Regions from separate parts of the Homo sapiens genome. Here region 1 is linked to region 2. A link is a loop called in an ENCODE intact Hi-C map of the cell type or tissue named here. Cell type or tissue: Calu3. All regions are shown on one strand. Each heading gives the region's core, and the rest is flanking DNA. Links, peaks and the distances in the headings are about the cores only. Region 1 has its middle 67 kb from the start of SCDAL. Region 2 has its middle 100 kb from the start of SPATA8.

Region 1 (4,393 bases), core at 69-4,068, 480 kb after region 2:
CGGGAAATATAGTTTTATCTTCAAGTATAATTATCACTAGTGGCACATGACAGAAAAATAAATAGTATCTCTCATTCCATTCATTCTGTGACTACAATGCTATAAAATATCTTTTCTGTTTTTTTTTTTTTTCTGGGGGGCTTTTCCACTCAGCTTCATGGCTTTTAAATTTAAGCTAAGTTTTTGCAGCAGTTGCTCTGCTCAGGATGATAAGGGCTTGCTTTTCGGGCTCAGTTGTTTTAATATCAACCTTCTCCAGCTCCTGCCACAAATTCGAGCTGGAGGTCTGTTTATATGTCTGATATAAGTTGCTGGGGGGAGGTGTCACGGAGAGTTCCAGAGGGAGAGCAAATAATTAAGGTTTATAAAAATCAGGCACACTTTGACAGGAAGAGAATAAATAGTTCTGAAAGAAATTCATAGTAAAAGATTGGGTCAGGGTTGGGAAAACAAATTTGTAGTGATTCTGGTCTGTAGCACAGTTGGAGGAGGGGCTGAAGTGCGTCCAAGATCACCACTCCAAGAAACAGCCTATTTGAAACAGCTGTTTAAAACTTTTCCTGATTGTTACCTTTAAACCGATTAAACCAGCAGGCAAGTGCTTGAGCAATTTTTCAAACTCGGGCAACACCCAGTCCTCCTTCAGCGAATTCCTGATGAACACTAGCTAGGTATTTGCAATGTATCCACTCTTTCTCCCTCTTCAATGGTAGAGTTAGACAAGGTTGTTCACACTTTATTTGCATAAATTTTTTAAGGTGGGGAGGAAAGAGAACATGCAGTTTATTTTCAAGCACTTTGCCATAATGTGCTATGTAACTGGCAGAAGTTTCTGGCTTTGATTGAGCTCAAATCTTTCAAGAAAACGAACTTTGTAAGGAAGTTTGTTTGTGAAACTCCTAACCATGTCTTCTCTAGATTAGGGCGATGGAAGGGAATTGGGATACACGCATCACCCCTTTGGGAATACAAGATTGCTTCCACACCCCCTTCCTCCTGCATTTCTCCGGATAATTGCCCTCCCTCCCCTCACTAAGTTGCCATCCTCAGGCCGACCTGGATCCTGCAAGCCCCGCTGCCAGTTGGGATGCTGCTCTGTGTTCTTTTGGGGGTTCTTCACCTCTCTTGAGCTCAGGGCAGGGCAAGGCTCTGCAAGTCTAGGCACTCACGCAGACAGAACTATTTTCCACTGCGGATGGGGTGATGAAAGCATTTGAAAAGGTGCCGGGGAAGAGGATGTGTTCCCCACCCTGCAAGATCAGCTGGGTCAGAGGGACCCTGGGCGGAAAACGGTTAAGACTATTGCACTGACTTAGCAGAAATCCCAAGAGAAGCTTCTCCCACAAGGCAGAAAATATAAGTCTTTGGCGGGATTTCATTTTTTAGATGAGAGGAGGGACATTCGGAGAAAAACCAAAACTAGTAAAAAATAAAATTTAAAAACTAAAAATAAAAAAATCCTCTAATGGAAGAGCGCAGGAGGCAAGACCTAGAGTACATGCAATCCCATTCTCATATTGATCCGGAAAGACCCGGAGGCTGGGAGGGAGCGCAGTGTAGACTTCCCGCCTGGAACTAAAACACAAAGTAGCAAATTTGAGCAGAGGGAGTTGGCGCTGATTTTCTGGGACGATCTGCCGCTGTCCTGACTTAGGACTTTCGGAAGAGGAGGCGGGGTCGGCTCCGGGCCGCGCGGGGCTGGTGGGCGGCGCGGCGGGGGCACCCCGCGGCCTCCCCAGGCCGGGTTCTCTCCCCGACCCGGCGCCGTGCGGTGCGGCTCCCACCCGGCCGATCCCGCAGATCCCGTCTGGAGTCCTGCTAACACCTGTCATTTGAAGCCGTGTTCGCTCTGTCTTGCAAACATCTCGAGCATTTTTGATTCCGCTCGCCGCTCCTTCTTACTGAGTTGTCCGCGTCTCTCTGCAACTTGTCATAACCCATAATAAAATGCCTTTTCCGTCGGGAGTTGAAGTCCAGAGGGCGGCGGTTCTCTTTTCAACTGACAGCCGAGCAAAGGAGCCGCGGCGGCCTCCCTTTTGTCTGCCTCGGGGTTTAACTCCTGTGGGACCGGCAGTGCAGATCGCGCCCCGCGCCGGCGGCCGGTTCCCGGGTCCGGGGTCGGGGGAAGCCGCCACCCTAAAGACCACCCCGTCCCCAGCTCCCCGGCCCTGCCCCGCCGGGATTACTGCGGTCCGGGGCGCGGTTGCGGGAGAAAGTTCTGGGCCTCTGGGGCTGCGTACACACGTGCTGCTCAGGCGCGTTCCTCAAAACGAGAGGCGCCTATTTGCACTTGTCCTTTTTCTTCTTCTTCTTTTTTAATTGGAGGGGGGCCTGACCGAGAGCAACACAAGGGATAAGTGAAATAGAAGACTGATACCAAGGTCACGTCAGCCGGCATCCCGGCGGCTTTTCACTGGGCTGGTGATGTAACTGGTTCAAACCATTTTCCTAATTAGCCAAACCCATCCTATTATTATTTTCATAAACCTGGAACTGAAACATGAAGATCTGTTGGAGTTTTTCTGTCCCACGTGTGCACGTGAAGGGCTAACTCAGATGACTAATCAGATGGCCCGGGTTGGGGAGCGCGCAAATGCGGGTTTCATTATCTCTCCCCAACCCTTGCAAAGGGATCCCGAGCTCCAGGGTGTCCCACGGACCACGTGGCCCAGGTGCGCAGTCCTCAGCATGGCCAAGTGCCCCTGAGCTGGACGTCTGGCTTGGCCTCCTCCTGACCGAGAGGTTCCTCGGTACCCAGGGACACCCTGGGTACCTCGCCACCATTACCTATTTAGAAGTTCCCCACCCCCACTTTCTTCTTACCTGACCACCCACAGAGAAGTCGCCTTAGAATACCCTAAGGTCGCCAGTGGGAGCCTGCGAGTCTCCCAGGCTTTTTTCATTTGTCAACAGTTTGTGACAGAGAAGCCATGGCTTTGATGTCACCCGATATTAGGGAGTAGGCGGGTAGGACGTGGGTAGGAATAAGGAGGCAGGCTCCTGGGAGAGGGGAACCAACGCTGAACCCCGGCAGCTGCCTTCCTGGAGCCTTATTTTGTCCTTAGTTTATTTAAAGAAGGAGGTGGGGCCAGGCGCGGTGGCTCACGCCTGTTATCCCAGCTCTTTGGGAGGCCGGGGCAAGTGGATCACCTGAGGTCAGGAGTTCGAGACCAGCCTGACCAACATGGTGAAACCCTGTCTTTACTAAAAATACAAAAATTAGCCGGGCGTGGTTTCGTGCGCCTGTAATCCCAGCTACTTGGGAGGCTGAGGCAGGAGAATCGCTTGAACCCGAGAGGTGGAGGTTGCAGTGAGCTGAGATGGCACAATTGCACTCCAGCCTGGGCAACAGAGCATGACTCCATCTCAAAAAAAAAAAAATAAATAAAAATAAGAATAAAGAAGGAGGTGGGGCAGCCTCTGATGGAGATAGTGTCAGAGTGCCTCCTCCCTGACGCTTAAGGCCTCACATCCATCCCGGGAACTCCTCTTGGGGGGTTCCAAAACGAGGAGGGAGGCTAGGAGATTGTTCTCATTCAGCCAGCCATTGAAACGGAAACAGCCTATCCTGGCCTGGCTTCATGGCCCGCCACCCTCCCTTCTCAGGGCATCTCGCCCCAAGAGAGATGCTCACACTTTCAACCTGGTGCCCCGAATTCAGACCGCCTGCCTCTCATACCTCCTTGCCCACTCCTCTCGCCCAATTCACAGACTTTCTCCTAATTTCTTTCTGTGCTGGGAAGCTAGCAAAACCTTAAAAACAATACTTTCAAAACCCAAAACACATTCTATTCTCTAAAGGAAACCTGGAGAAATTGGCCAGCTGAATTCCGCAGATGACTTCCATTGAGGGGTAGAGTGGGAACTGGAGACGGTGGGAAGTCTGTGTCATAAACTGTGATAAGAGAGGGAACATAGAAAGATTCAATTTGAGAGTTGTGGTTATTTGACATTCCTCCACAAAGAAGTCAATTCTGTTCAGTTAAAAAGAAAAAACATTTCTGTTTTCTGCATCTGCAGGCAATGGTGAGATATAGTAAGGAGAAGTTTAATATTTGGAAAAATAGGTAGTAGAGGTTTTTGTATCCCCCAAAAAAGAAAAAATTAGAATATAGAAAAAAATGCATTTGTGTTGGAGCAATCAGTTCAGAAATACTATACTTCATTGTTTATTGTGATCTCTCATTTCTCTTTTTATCTTATTTCTGAAGGTTGACCTCCAGGTCTCAAGCTGGGCTCTTAATGTGCACATCTTAAAGTGGTATTTCACCATCAGTTTAGCAGGTGCTGCTGACTTTATAAAGATGATTATTTCTGTCCTCTTTAATCTCTGGAAAAAGCCAGAATCCCTTTCCCCTGTGAGACCTACTTTTGGAGAAACTATGAAGCTGCA
Region 2 (4,393 bases), core at 75-4,074:
TGGTGGTGGATTAAGTTAGGTAATATAAGGAGAAGTCCCAGGCTAGTGCTTGTTACAGGAGAGATTTTCAATAAAATTTAGTTCAATTTAAAACAGTTTCACTTGACTACATCCATCTTCTGATGTGAGTTGTATGGATAACTACAAATACATTCTGTCGTTTTCTATTTCTGAGCTTTTGCTCTGATATCCTCTAAAACCACTCTCCCTTCTCTGCCTAGAGAAATCTCAAGAACAGGCCTGAATGTACTTCCTCTCCATAAATCATTTCTTGAGTCCCTGATGACTCAGTCTGAATAGCAGTCTGACTGAATGGCATCAGTCTGAATGGCAGTAATAATGCTACTGGACTTAGAATCTTCAGGCCCAGTAGAAAACTTGAGATCTTGGAAACCAATGTTCACTTTCCAGATGAGGAAACCAAAGGTTAGAAAGTATATAAGACCAATCCAAGGCCACAGAACCAACAAGAGCCCAGGGCTTACATCCAGCTCTCTGATCTCCCACACCAGTTCCTTCTTTCTATTTCGCAGTTTACTATATGATTTTTTAAAAATTTCATTGTTTTATATACAAATTTTCTCTTCCTTCACTCAATTACAAGACTCCAAAACACATGGATGTTGTCTTAAAGACATACTTGTATATCGCACACAAACTTGTCCAATGCCTTGCAATATTCAATAAATGTTTTGAACAAAAAGAGAAAGAAAAGCAGGCAACTTTTTTTTTTTTTTTTTTTGGCGGAGTCTCGCTGTTTCGCCCAGACCTGACTGCGGTGGCGCGATCTCGGCTCACTGCAAGCTCCGCCTCCCGGGTTCACGCCATTCTCCTGCCTCAGCCTCCCGAGTAGCTGGGACTACAGGCGCCCGCCACGTCGCCCAGCTAATTTTTTGTATTTTTAGTAGAGACGGGGTTTCACTGTGTTAGCCAAGATGGTCTTGATCTCCTGACCTCGTGATCCGCCCGCCTCTGCCTCCCAAAGTGCTGGGATTACAGGCGTCAGCCACCACGCCCGCCCAAAAGCAGGCAACTTTTTATGGTTGCGGTTTCCCACGCAAGCACCCAACGGCTCAAGGTATAACTACTTCATTCCTGTTCTTACAGAGTTTTCTATGTTTCAGGTGCACAAAAATTAATCATTTTTTAATGTGTAAGTCTCTACTACGACCAGGTATTGGTACTAAATGCTTTAAACTTCTTGTTTTGCTTAAAGTCCACAACACTCTGCAGTAGTTACCAATATTGTCAACCAAATTTTAAAATAAGAAAAATAAGACTGAAGAGGTTTAAGTATCTTGTCCTAAGCCACACAGCTACAGTGGATCAGGACTCAAACAAGATCTGTCTCATTTCACAGCCCTACTGCTTTTTGTAATGCCAAACAATTTCCAAAGCCACCTCTGTTGCCCTGGTTGAATTCATGTTGCTCCATGTCACACTTGCACCTGTTGTCATCACCTAGGATAAGAACATACATTAAATAGTATAAATCATCTTGTCCTACCAACTTTCTCCTTTCAAAATTTCCAGGTGCCTACAGAAGCCACCTTGGTATTGACTTGGCCATCTTAGCCATTTTTATCTGCCTACCACCACAAGCCCTCAATCAAGCTGCCGTGAGGTCACACAATATACAGCTTGTTCTATAGCATCTTCCGAACTTGCCTTTGGGGCTCTGTTTTCGCTTTTACAGCTTCTTCAGCAAGCCCAGCATATATATTTCTTCTTCGCTGTGCATCTTATGCCAAAGTCCTCTTGTTTTCTTCCTTCATTTAACCATTGAACCTTGTTGAGCATCGTCATGTGACACAATCTTGTTCTAGAGGGTGAGTTAGAGAAAGGGAAGTAGGCGCAGAAACCAAGCGGTGCAGTGAATCATTAAATGAGGTATGAGCGAACTTTCTGTGGGACATAAAGCTGTGAATACAAATGGGGAGTGGTCACTTCAATGTCTTATTGGAGAGAGGGTTAAGTGACCATTGGAGAAAGGGTCACTTGATGTGGGTGAGGAAGCATTGGTAGGTTTTTCCCATCTTGACATAGAAACAATTATATAGACTATCTCCCTCTGAAACATTTTAGGCAAGTTGATCCCCACTGCCATAGTGCTACAATATCCCTCTAATCACATATTATTCGGATCCTATCAAATTTTAGGCCCTTAGGTAATAATCTGTGCACAATGAGTACAGAAATTAGGGCACTCACTGGAATAGAACAAAAACACCTAGAATTTAAGTTATATGTTCAGTCTCTTTGTTTACTTTCTATGCATCTAATTATTATGCTTTTAGTATAAGAAATCTTTAATAACATTTAAATATATAATCCAATGTAAAATTCATGATCTTTCATTTATACAAATCAAGAAACCATGTCTTTACGTTAGAAACCTAGAGATAAGGAGGTCAAACACAGGTGAGAAAAATGAGTCCTAATGCGGCATGAGTGTCAGGGGAGCTGCTGACTCAGAAACTCAGACCCCACAGTGTTACTAATCAGAAAATCAGGTAGCAAAGTGAGATTTAATAAGAATTATACTTCGGATTTCTGTAGTACAGGATGTTTATAAAGTACACACTTTCTCATACATATTTTCACCCTTGATTGTTATAACTTGTTAAGATCAATATCTTCTACTACTCCCATTGTACAAGTGCAAACGGTGAAACTTAGATGGCTTCAGTGATTTGTTGAAGATCACATCCCTAATAAGCAGCAAAGACAGAGCTACAGAAATGATTGGCAGACTCTCATTTCTACTTTTTTTCCATGATTGCAAACAGTTACCCATGTTTATGCATCAGACTCAAGGACATATATATAGGATTCAGTTCAACAAACTCTCATGGAATCGTATGGAAAATACTGGCTAGACCTCAGAGGATGAAGCAAAGCTAGGAAACAGACTTGTTTCCTGTCTTCGTGAAGCTTACTAACTTTTGGGAAGCTCTGCAAAGCAAAGAGTTTGGTTTCCATGAAAGAGGCTGCAATGCTACAACGATCCTTCGGTGGTCAGAACAATGGTTTCCACATAAAATAAAAGAATATTACAAATCTAATCCAATTATTCTAAACATGTAAAGTTGCAAGGCTACAATAGCCCTACAGTGCTAAGACCAATCATTTCTACACCAAACAAAGAAGCTGTTACAAATTTAAATCAATTAGTCCAAAAATTCCAGACCATTAGCTGCAAAACCTGAAACAATGGTACTCTCAAGAGAACAATGTGTTAGTGAGATACCACCCACCATGAACCAAGATAATTATCCAAGTCCCTGGACTGGGAAAAAGGTGCTAGTGGGTGCCAAACTTATGAAACAGCTCTCATCAATGGTATCCCAGCTTTTGCATGCCTATATTCTACCCCAGGGATAGCAAGGCGTGGAAGAAATTCTCACTCACCATGCCAACTAGCGAAACGAGGAATTGAAGTCATAACTGCACAGGGCTACAGTCTTTCTTCCTTCTTCCTTTTGTCCTGTCAATTCCATCTCAGTGCAACAGGACGACGTTGAGGCCAAAGATTATTATAGAACTGAACTTCAAAGGATTTGTCTCTGCAATTATTTTGGACTCCAACTCACTAGCAAATAGAAATCTTACATTTCTAAAATTCAACAGAAACCAGGACTTTGTAAATAGTAAATGATTAAAAAATGGTTATGAAAATTTGTATTTTTATACATCTCGTATATGTAGATAATCGAGATTGAGTTAGAAAATTCAACTTTCCCATTCAGTGTGATATTGGCTGTGGGTTTGTCACAGATAGCTCTTATTATTTTGAGATACGTCCCATCAATACCTAATTTATTGAGAGTTTTTAGCATGAAGGGTTGTTGAATTTTGTCAAAGGCCTTTTCTGCATCTATTGAGATAATCATGTGGTTTTGGTTCTGTTTATATGCTGGATTACATTTATTGATTTGTGTATGTTGAACCAGCCTTGCATCCCAGGGATGATGTCCACTTGATCATAGTGGATAAGCTTTTTGATGTGCTGCTGGATTCGGTTTGCCAGTAGTTTATTGAGGATTTTTGCATCGATGTTCATCAGGGATATTGGTCTAAAATTCTCTTTTTTTGTTGTGTCTCTGCCAGGCTTTGGTATCAGCATGATGCTGGCCTCATAAAATGAGTTAGCAAGGATTCCCTCTTTTTCTATTGATTGGAATAGTTTCAGAAGGAATGATCATAGAATACTATGCAGCCATAAAAGATGATGAGATCATGTCTTTTGTAGGAACATGGATGAAGCTGGAAACCATCATTCTCAGCAAACTATTGCAAGGACAAAAAACCAAACACCGCATGTTCTCACTCATAGGTGGGAAGGGGAACATCACACACTGGGGCCTGTTGTGGGTCGGGGGGAGAGGGAAGG

What was found. Hi-C counts contacts between places; a loop is a spot of excess contacts. Peaks named below come from ENCODE experiments on the same cell type or tissue, not always from the same donor. Only the 100,000 strongest peaks of a DNase experiment are listed, where the experiment ranks them.
Region 1: a loop joins it to region 2, with 17 times the contacts of the local background. A loop is called at or near these places in 1 of 110 quality-filtered maps.

The regions. Positions count from the first base shown.
Region 1 is chr15:96,407,204-96,411,596 of GRCh38, reverse strand. No RefSeq gene overlaps it. Among named protein-coding and RNA genes, the nearest start is that of SCDAL, 67 kb to the right of the region's middle. RefSeq lists a silencer at 944-1,238. In Calu3, for the core only: no CTCF peak of the experiment used is centred there; DNase peaks (open chromatin) are centred at 1,551 and 1,856.
Region 2 is chr15:96,883,824-96,888,216 of GRCh38, reverse strand. No RefSeq gene overlaps it. Among named protein-coding and RNA genes, the nearest start is that of SPATA8, 100 kb to the right of the region's middle. In Calu3, for the core only: no CTCF peak of the experiment used is centred there; no DNase peak of the experiment used is centred there.